Regions from separate parts of the Homo sapiens genome. Here region 2 is linked to region 1. Evidence: read pairs that join two places in POLR2A ChIA-PET (ENCODE). Cell type or tissue: PC-9. All regions are shown on one strand. Each heading gives the region's core, and the rest is flanking DNA. Links, peaks and the distances in the headings are about the cores only. Region 1 overlaps LYRM1 (LYR motif containing 1). Region 2 overlaps THUMPD1 (THUMP domain 1 NAT10 acetyltransferase adaptor).

What was found. Peaks named below come from ENCODE experiments on the same cell type or tissue, not always from the same donor. Only the 100,000 strongest peaks of a DNase experiment are listed, where the experiment ranks them.
Region 2: POLR2A ChIA-PET joins it to region 1 with 6 read pairs; 6 of 35 experiments call an interaction of 5 or more read pairs at or near these places.

What each region holds. Positions count from the first base shown.
Region 1 is chr16:20,903,346-20,908,729 of GRCh38, reverse strand. All of the region lies in intron 1 of LYRM1 (LYR motif containing 1), which reads right to left. Among named protein-coding and RNA genes, the nearest start is that of LYRM1, 5.3 kb to the right of the region's middle. In PC-9, for the core only: no CTCF peak of the experiment used is centred there; DNase peaks (open chromatin) are centred at 2,089 and 3,789; H3K4me3 peaks cover 2,016 bases; H3K27ac peaks cover 5,000 bases.
Region 2 is chr16:20,732,798-20,738,181 of GRCh38, reverse strand. THUMPD1 (THUMP domain 1 NAT10 acetyltransferase adaptor) reads left to right here. Exons shown (of 4, transcript NM_017736.5): 3 at 226-474; 4 at 896-4,518. The coding sequence ends at 1,302. It also overlaps a transcript of ACSM3 not described here and the pseudogene LOC100887080. Among named protein-coding and RNA genes, the nearest start is that of THUMPD1, 6.3 kb to the left of the region's middle. In PC-9, for the core only: no CTCF peak of the experiment used is centred there; no DNase peak of the experiment used is centred there.

The sequences.
Region 1 (5,384 bases), core at 112-5,111:
CAGCAGATAGTTCTGCATTTCTTTCACTCTGTTTTTTCTTCTCTGAGTCTGAATTCCTGAAGGGCAGGGATTGTATCTTGTTCATTACAGTAAGAAAAATATTAAAAGTTACATTTGCTTTGCATTTACTGTGTGCCAGATAATTTGCTAGGTACTCTATATATGCAGATACTACCATTATCCCCATTTTACAAAGGAGGAACCTGATGCAGAGACTAAGTAACTTGTCCAAGGTCACACAGCTAACAATAGGCAGGGCTAGGATTCAAACTCAGCTGGTCTGAAGTCAGAGCCCATGCTTTTAATCACGAAATACACTGTTCAATCTCAATAAATGTTGAATGTCTGTTGATTGCTTTAAAGAGCTTAGCTAGTTGTGACAAAGGGAACTAAATAATTCTAGTCCCTTTCTATACAAAGAGCAAAGGAAGCAATTTTTTTGCACATTGATGTGAATTCCAATAGCCTTCCCCATTTGCCACCTGCCCCTGCTCCTAACCTGCAACCGCCCTTTTTAATTATGTTACACACCAGCATGCTCTAAGCAGGCTGGGCACATGGCTGCACCGCTTTGCTCTTCCATTCCCCGTGGCAACCCTGTCCCCTCTGACTCCAATGGAGCCAACATAAAAGCCACCAGTGCAGGGGCTCACTACAGTGCTACTACCTGGTAGGCCTTACTCTTCCCTTCCAAGGATCCATCCATCCATCCACTCACTCAACATTTATTGAAGGTCCACCATGTGCCAGACACCTGCCGTTTCTGGGGATACAGTGATAAATAAGCAGCCATGGTCCCTACCCTCCTTGAGCTTATATTCTAGTGGCATAGGCAGATGATGTACAAGAACAAGAATTTCAGACAGTCATATGTGCTCTGAAGAGTAATAAGATACAAATGACCAGAGGTGGGGGTTATTTTCTGGGTGGTCAGTGACATTTGAGCTGAGTCCTGAATGGTGTGATGGAACCTAATAACGGACCCAGGTAAGGGGAAGCTGGTGCAAGTAGAGGGAACAACAGGAGCAAAGGATGTGACGTGGGAATCGACTTCAAAGATGAACATGAGGCAGGGCATGGTGGCTCATGCCTGTAATCCCAGCACTTTGGGAGGCTGAGGTGGGAGGATTGCTTGAACCCAAGAGTTTGAGACCAGCCTGGGCAACACGGGGAGATCCCATCTCCATTGAAAAATAAAAACATTAGCCAGGCATGGTGGCTCATGCCTATAAGCCCAACACTTTCAGAGGCTGAGGTGGGAGGATCCCTTGAGCCCAGGTGATAAAGGCTGCAGTGAGCTATGATCACGCCACTGCACTCAAGCCTGGGCAACAGAGTCAGACTCTATCTCAAAAAATGAAAATAAAAAAGATGAACATGAATGCAACAAGAGCCTTTGGGAAAGGGGCCACAGGTCCACAGAATCCAGCACAGGTTGGGGGTAGGCCTTGGAAAGGCACTTTGTTTCTGGTCTTAAGCGCAAAAGACACTGGTAGATTTTATGCAAGCTGGAGTAACACGGTCTGATTTATATCTTTTTAAATACACTGTATATCAAACTACTGTATATCATAACTACTTATAATTCCAACACTTGTACAGATGGTGAAACAAGATCTTGCCTAATGCCCCTAATTAGTTGACAGGAGTCAGGGTCAAGAGCCAAAAAAGCTGGATGATCATTTTCCTGACTGACCACAAGCTTTTCTATTTTGGAGTCAGTAATGGGGACTCATAATGGGCAGCGATCAGTCTAAAAAACAAAAACAAAAACCAAACACCAAACACCCACCCACTCTGCCACTCACTGTCCAAAGTGCAGTGAGAGGGTCTGGGGAGGTTCCAAGAACTTACTGTACAAGGCATACCCAGACACTTGGTGTTTCTACAGGAGGACTATGGAAAGATCTGCTGGTATGAGGGGCCTCATCCACTGTGCCCTTTTACCCCACCTCTGGAACAGTTCCTCTGCCTTTGGAAAGACCATTGCAGCATGAACACTTAGGAATTTAAGAGCAGAGATGAAAATTCCCTTTCCCCAGCTGAGATTTATAGAAGTATGACTCTGGTCTCAGGAATGTCCAAATTCCAAATGCTGGACTCTCATGAGGCTTTGCCTTCTAAAGAAAATGTGTTGCAGTACAAATAAGAAATGGGACAAAGGCAAGAGGAATTTACCCTGATTTTCAAGCCCCAGGAAGTTAAACACCCCTTTCCATTTATTTCAGGAAAGACCTACCCCTAGGTGGAATTTTTTCCCTCATCAGAACTCATGACCGTAGTATAGTCAAATTTCTCTCCCAAGTACTTTATGATTTTTTAGCAAGGAGGGGGAATCATAAACTCCACCCAAATGAGATCATGGTCTTCTGTATGTGCAATGTCCCTCTTTTTGCCATAGGAAGCCTCTCTACTTCATACAACTGAAATACCCTTTCTTTGCCTATTTGCTGCTTCCACCTTTTGACTTCCATCACTTCTGGACGGGTGCCCTTTTCACACTGGGGCTGGGTCAGTGTCCCGGCTATGTGCACTCCTGGCACCTCTGGCATACCCCTGTCATAATGTTCATCCTACTCTATCATAATTTTGCATGACTTACCTTTCTTTTTCCACCATGTGTGTGTTGCAGGGAGTAGGAGGTGGGGAGAGCAGGGGGAGATTTGGGACTGTCTTGTACATTACATGCCTAGGCTGGCACATAGTTGGAACATGACAAATATGTATTAGAAGAATAAATTTACACACACAGAATGGTCATTGATAACGTATGTTCTCATCCTGAGATACACACGATGGTATCTGGACAAGCTTCCCAACTGATGATCCCAGAGCATTGAAGGGTTAAATACTAATTAACCCTTACTAGGATGCTTTCAAGAGCAGTGTGTGTCAGGATAAAGAACTGGAGACTCAGTGTTACTTGGGGAGGAATCCTCATCAGTTTCATCCAGAACAGCGTAAGAGACACAGCTATGATGTAACCCTCACTCTTAAGTTTTCTTAAGGCTGGTTAGGGTTTGTCCACTGGACTGAAATACCTTATAATATTTCCATGAAGTTTAGAACCAAACATAGAAGAATGGGGTTCTGATACTTTTTTCCTGAAAAAATCCTTTTGGGGAATAAGGTCCACTATACTCAATGATCATGGGTTAAAATCAATCTAGAAAACTGTGACTTAAAACTATCATTTGGAAAACCTCTACAGAATTGAAATGCTCTTGCTAATGTCAGAGCAACCAGATGTTCTTGCCCTGTATAGCAGAGTAGGGAATGTCTGTCCCATTTGTAAGGAATAGCAGATATAATACAAAATAAATGAACATTTATTTTGGGCTCTGGGCGGACAAGGCTGGGTTTGAATCTTGACTTTACCCCATTGGGCAAATTATTAACTGCCTGAGACTTGGTTTCTTAGAATGTACAATGGGGTAATAGCAGAACCCCTTTCAGAGTCGTAAGGATTATTCATGAAATAATCCATGTAACATCACTTAGCACTGAGAGTTAACAAAGGCAAATGTTACCTGAATAGGAGGAAACAGAGGAAGAACAACGAGGTCTCTTTTATCTATGCTAAGCTTTGTCTGAATAGGAGAGAAATGTGTGGCCTGTTGGTGAATTTATTGCTTTGTGGTAGTAATGGATTTTCCTAAAGCTGTTTCCCTCTGATCATTAATAATCCCTGTACAGCAAAGGACTATTGTTCTTTGGTATGAGTAAATAACCCTGTTGGAAGCACCGCTTATCTTCAGACCACAGCGCATACTTCTTACTGGAAATATAATGCAGGTGCCAACACCAAAGGCATGACCAGGCTTCCCTTCCTATTTTTCTTCCTTTATCTCTTACTCCTTGTTTATCCCTCAGGGCACTTTTCTCTTAGATCTGTTATACTCCCTCCTTTTTGGTGTACACCCATATTCTTACCCCAATCCAATAACCTTTAAGTGAAATTGTTCTCCATACATTTCTGGTCCCATATCCTCCTATCAATTAAACACACACACACACACACACACACACACACACACAACCACAGACTTATTTCCTGTTTCAGATTCAGTTTTTGGTTACTAGAATCCAAAAAGGGAAGTGTAATGCCTCACATGCCACACACTGTTTTGCAAATTTCAGGATATGCTTGTGTGGTATACTTAATCATACCGCAGCTATTTTATGAAACAGCATCTTTTTACACAGAAAATGATAAGAATATGGTCTGTCAGCAATAGGGGGCAGGGAGGAGAGGGTGGATGGCATTTTTATTTTACCTAAGGGAAAATAATTTAGTTTAGGCCCTGTAATATGGGAAGTTTTTAGAACACGGGGCCAAAACAAAAAATGTCTGAAAGACTTCTAAAATGTCTATCCCAAACAAGATCACAGGAGGCAAGCACACCCATTCTAAATATATCATACCAGCACCGGAGCGCACACAAGATTATATTTGTACAGGGGAACTCCAATCAGGCTACTGTAACCAAGATAACAACCAATAGATATACAGCTATTTTTCCCATCAGGGATAGAAGTTCTAAATGAAAAGTTATGGGCCCCTCAATTCAAAAGAAATGGAAGTATGTTTCCTTATTAGCATATTTTAACAGGCAAAGAAAAGGTACGGGTCAGTCAGAGGTGGTGAAAAAGCAGTCACCAGTTACTAGTAGTAGAAGGCAGTGGAAGAGATGTGGTGGGGGGGCTGGAATTGAAGGCCAATGCTAAAGATCATTCATTCATTCATTCATTCATTCATTCATAACTCCCCAGCCAGGATCTTTCACCCTTCATATCAAATCGAAAAGTCTGAGAACACAAGACACTGACTTAAGTTCTTGCTTTGTTATAGTTTTCTGAGGAACTGGATTAGGAAACTGACCAAAGAGCTTTGCATGCCACACTAGATACAGTTGGGGCTTTCTAGCACCTGACCCTTGATCCAACTCTCTGATAAATAACCACATTCTGTGCAGGGGTCCAGGCCTTCAGGACAGCTTCCTCCACCATCAAATAACTACTGAATGCGCAACTTTCCCATCTGCAGAGGCACCAGAGCTCCTCAGTAGGCTAAGTCCCTTGAGTTTCACATGCGGAGAATGACTAGCCTACATAGTACCCTCGAGTTCCTCCAGTCCAATGCTGACCAAGATAACTTTCTGTGAAGGAAAGGTTCTATCTGCTCTGTCCAATAGGACACACACCTGTCACAGGTAGCTACTGGCACTTGAAACATACTGTGTTGGAGGAACTGAATTTTTATTTAAATAGTCACATGTGGTCAGTGGCTACACAGGGATAGCACAGCCCTAGACCAAGAATTGCAAATCAAATGCCCACAGGGGTCAGCCAGGTAGCAGGAGAGGAGAGGCCTTTTTGGCAAA
Region 2 (5,384 bases), core at 277-5,276, 170 kb after region 1:
GCAAGCAGTAATAATGATGAAAAGTTAAAATATATTAGATACATTATAGTACGTATTAGGCACTGAAGAAATACTGTTTGGAAAGAATGACTAGGTAGATTCATTTAAAATTCATTATGAGAATTTCTTCTGTCAACTTATGTCATTGCCAGTGAAAATTCATTTTAGAGTTCGATCTTTAAGATGTCTGAGAAATTATCTTCTTAACTTTTTTTTTTTCTTAAGAGCCTGAGAAATTGGTGCATCATATTCTCCAGGATATGTACAAAACCAAGAAAAAGAAGACTCGAGTTATTTTGCGAATGTTACCCATCTCAGGCACATGCAAGGCTTTTTTAGAAGATATGAAAAAATATGCAGAAACATTTTTGGAACCCTGGTTTAAAGCTCCAAACAAAGGGACATTTCAGATTGTGTACAAATCTCGAAATAACAGTCATGTGAATAGAGAAGAAGTTATCAGAGAATTGGCAGGTATGTTTCTCTTAGTGATTTTCCATAGGCATTCAATGGTAAATACTTGTTTTTTAAGGATTTTTTTCTTTTTAAAGATTTAAGGCTTACATTTTTGAGTGTAGAACAAATATATTAAAATGTTCTTAAAATAGTATTAAATCAACTGATTTCAATATGTCGGATATGAGATTTTCTGGTAGTTAGATAAAAGTCTTTTTTAACTCGAAATTGAATTTTGTTTGGAAAAAAATTCTTATTAAATGTTGTAGGGTTTCATTTGTGTTTATTTATTGTAAGGGTTCAGATTATTTGAAGTCCACATAGAAGAGTGGATTACTGTATGTCTTGTTTTAACAAGAAACAGAGACAAAAGATTTTTTGTATCTATCAGATGTAATGGTATCCTCCTCAGCTATGTGTTTTTCTGTTTTTGTTACAGGAATAGTGTGCACCCTCAATTCAGAAAATAAAGTGGATCTCACCAATCCACAGTACACAGTGGTAGTAGAAATCATCAAAGCTGTCTGTTGCCTGAGTGTTGTGAAAGATTACATGTTGTTTAGAAAATACAATCTCCAGGAGGTGGTGAAGAGCCCTAAGGATCCGTCACAGCTTAACTCAAAGCAGGGAAATGGGAAAGAAGCTAAACTGGAATCTGCGGACAAATCAGACCAAAACAACACAGCAGAAGGAAAAAATAACCAGCAGGTACCAGAGAATACTGAGGAGCTGGGGCAGACAAAACCAACGTCTAATCCACAGGTGGTAAATGAGGGAGGAGCCAAACCTGAACTTGCAAGTCAAGCCACAGAAGGATCCAAGTCAAATGAAAATGACTTCTCATAGGAAGTCATTTGGTGTTGGAGGTGGGTTTCTCACCTGGGGCTCTACGAGATGTTGCTGGGGCTCCACCTTAAATTGTGACTAAAAACAGTTTTTTATTTGTGTGCTGCATTATGCTGTTCTCACAGTAGTGAGCAATGATTGCGCAGCCCTGTTAACAGTTTTTTTAGGGATCTTTCAGCCTTTATGGTATTACGTAGAGGCAGACCCATGTGCTGCTGTTGCAAAGAGGGGAGGATAGGAGGGGGATGTTGGCCTCTCCCAGGCTCCTCTTCTGCAGTGCCAGCTGACTTAAGGGAGTGAACTACCTGTGAAGTAGAAAATCAGAGGGAAGTTTTCATTCTAAGGAAGGAGTTTTTACATGCCACAGCTCAGCTGTCTGCCTGCCACTTTGTTGTAAACATTGCAAAAATGTGGATCATGTAGGTTAGAAGTGAATTGTTTAGTGAAGTTTTTGTACTTTTGTGATTTTCTTGTTTATGTCTGTTTTTTTTTTTTTTTTTTAACATTTGTGTGTAATATAGCTGACAGTCCAGTGTCGCAATTTTGGAAGGCAAGATGTGAGAGAGACGAGAACCATTTTAGGCATAGAACTACAGACATTTCTGAAAAGGTTGGTGATGAAGAACTTCAGTCTTCTGAGTATACTTCAGTATACTAGTGCAACAAGGGACACAAAGAAATTCTGTCTTAATAAAGAAAGCTACTTCTCAAGGGTATTATGTGGACTCAGTCCAAGCTCTCCTGTCCCATTGTGCATTGTCTGTGACATGCAACTTACAAAACTAGCAATTGTAACAATAAATCACAGCCACTTGACAAGAAAGGATATTCATTATTTTCAAATGGCTTTTGGACTATCAAAAACAGTAAGGCTTTTGTTCAGAAATCACCTTTAGTCAAAAGGTTTAAGAAGCAAATTATTTAGTAGCAGAACTTATCTCAGGAAAGGAAAATATGCATGGTTGGTGAGAATCTAATAACATTAAAATGCTGGGGCAAGATGCAGTACAAAGTTGAAGAGACTTTATTCTCAATAAGTTGATTTACTGATGATATGTCATATGATGCAAAAAAGGTTTTGTGTCATTAACTGAAAAGTAGCAGCTTCTCTATCCAGGATGATGAGTCAACAGGTTTCACTAATATTTGTCATGCTGTAGCATTTGTAAGATTTGTAAATGATGAAATTCAAAGAAAACTTTTTCTATTGCTAGGAGCCTGCCAGAACAAAGGCCAATATATAATGTTGTGACATCATATCTGATAACCAGAGGTCTGGTATCTACACTCCTGGTGCCCCATCAGTGGTTGTCTCCATAAGTCATTTTGCGTTATTAAAAAAAAAAAAAGAAATCCTGATGTTGACATTATAGCACACTGCTTTCTCCACAGAGATGCTGATATCAAAAACTTGAAGATACAGTGAAGTTCTGAATAATGTTACAAAACTGGTTACCTGTATCAAAGACCCATTTATGCAAAAATGTTAAAAAAAAAAAAAAACACCCAAAACAAAAACCTGGACAGACAGCACATAAACCTCCTGCACCATACAGACATCCAGTGGCTTCTCAGAGGAAGCGTTCTCTACAGGATATTTGAATTGAAAGGTGAATTGCCAGAGTACTTACAATAAAACAGCCAGCTTTTGCTGAGTGCTTTGGAAATGAAAAATGACTACAGAAAGTAGCCTATTTTGCAGACGTTTTTCATCACATGAACAAATGGACAAGTCTCTGAAAGGTTCTGGGGAAAAAAATTTTTCTTAAAGCGACAAGACTCTTAGATCTAAAAGGAAACTGACTTGCCACCTTGCCAGAGGAATTCTTGAAATGTTTCTGCAGCCACTTGGCCTTGAAAATAAAGGGTGCAACTCTCAAATCTTGTTCTAACCCGGCTGGAGGAACCACAAGACCCAATGAAATAGCATTTTCTCTCCTTTTCCCAGCACTAGTATATAACCTATGAGGAACCCTTGTCTCTGAATCTGCTCAGCTTGAAATTTTGTCTCTGAAGGAAGAGAATGAACTCAGCCCTAGTCTGACAGTCCTAGATTTCTGTGAAATAAGAGTATTCTTCAACTTAGTGCTCACACTCACATACCATGAGGGTTCTCTGCAGGGGTTTAGGGGTTTCCTGAATTTGAAAGTTTTTTCAAGGCCTCTTTTTGGGTAAAACAATTGAAAAGGCAGACACCAACAAAGTCTGCAAAATTAACTGTCCAGATTAAGAATATTAAGGAGCTGTAAAATTAGCTTGTAGAAATGGACTTATCCTTAAGTTTTAAAAAGTTAGGAAATCCTAAAAATGTTAGGCTTCCTGCACAAGTGGCTATGTTCATTTAATGGCTAGTGAACATGGGAATGTATTTTTATCCTCCTAGCTGGTGGTTCTGTTTGGTAAACCAGACTAGAATGATTTGAGAGGGGCAAAGAGAATAGGCAGGACCTTCCTTCTATAGCTTTACATATTTAGAATGTTAATACTTAATGACATTGAAGTTACCTTGCAATGATTGATAAGAGGATTATTAATATCAGTTAGGGGAATAGGGAGGATAGGATTTTGGTGCCTTCTTCAGCAGACTTGCTCCAAGACAAAGATTCTATTTTGATAGTGCAAGACAAAAGGACTCGGAAGAAAATTGGCCATATGCCTACAGAGCATACAACTCTGTGGAACTAAATTGTTTTTACTTTGTGAAAGCTGCTATTTTACGGAAAGATTTTGATTATACAGTTTGTTTTTAAATTGTCTTTTATATTTATTTGTATTTGGTAAGAATCGGTTGTTACACAAGCTGTTCTTTCCCAGTTACAAAATCCTGTGTTCGGTTGTAACCTGAACTCATTAAAAGACTTGTTTTCAGGTTTATCAACTGTTTATTTTCACTGACATTTGAGCATGTTATTTTATAAATGACGGGATTCCAGGGTAGGAAGTGCTTTTTATTCCCCTTTTGTTTTTTCTTTTAAAAAATTACGTCAGTTAAAAAAATAAAAAAACTGCAGTCTTATGGTTTAGAAAACTTGTTTAGCTCCATAGAGGAAAGAATGTTAAACTTTGTATTTTAAAACATGATTCTCTGAGGTTAAACTTGGTTTTCAAATGTTATTTTTACTTGTATTTTGCTTTTGGTACGGCCAGAAATCGAGCTTGTTTTTTCATAGTTCCTGATATTTTCAGAAAAATCAAAATAAATTTGTTCCCTAAAAATTGGTGTTCTAATATTTTTTCTTTCTTTCTGACTCTTAGTAAATCTCTTGCTTTATAGTATATATATATCATAAAATATGTTTATATGTCAAATTATAAAATGCCATGGACATGAGCCTAAAAAACATTAAAAAATTATTACCCTTGAATAATTAATACTTCTAAATCCAAGTTTCAGATATTTTACAGTTAATTTGCTTCAAAATGAGCCATAGTAATACAGTACTTACTTTCATTAAATTCACTTACTGATTTTTGAATTATTTATACTCATTTTAACAGTATTTTAATATATTGAAGTTTGGTCTCATAAAGTTGTTAAGTAGAAGAAATTGTCTTGAACATTTAGGATATATCTTTATTTTGAATTAATCAGGCACAAGATAGATGAAATACAGATTCATTGTGCACTTTCTTTTTCTAAGTAATCATTTGACTCCTGCAATTTTAAACACTAGAAACCATCATTACCTTTGTCAGTTTGGTTATTGAAACAATTTTCATCCATATATTTTTAGACTTTTATTTACTTTTTAATTTTTTAGCTAAGTAGAAAACAAAAACTTAAACCAGGAAGGATCTTAAACATTTTAAGAGAGTAGTCACTGAATTATCAGGAACAAATCGAGAAAGCAATCATATTACTACTTAACCCTTCAGCTTTTTTATCAAGCTATGTTCGTCCCTATTCTTGGTCTCTTAAAACGTGTTTGATTCTCCCAATGATTGTCTTTGGGAGTTCTTGAACAAATTCCACCTAATTGACGGAAAAACGTTATGAGACATTTGATTCCGTTTTTCCAATTGTCAGTGCAATAGGAGAGAGCTTGCATGAAACTCTGAGACTGAATTTTAAAGTCTAGATT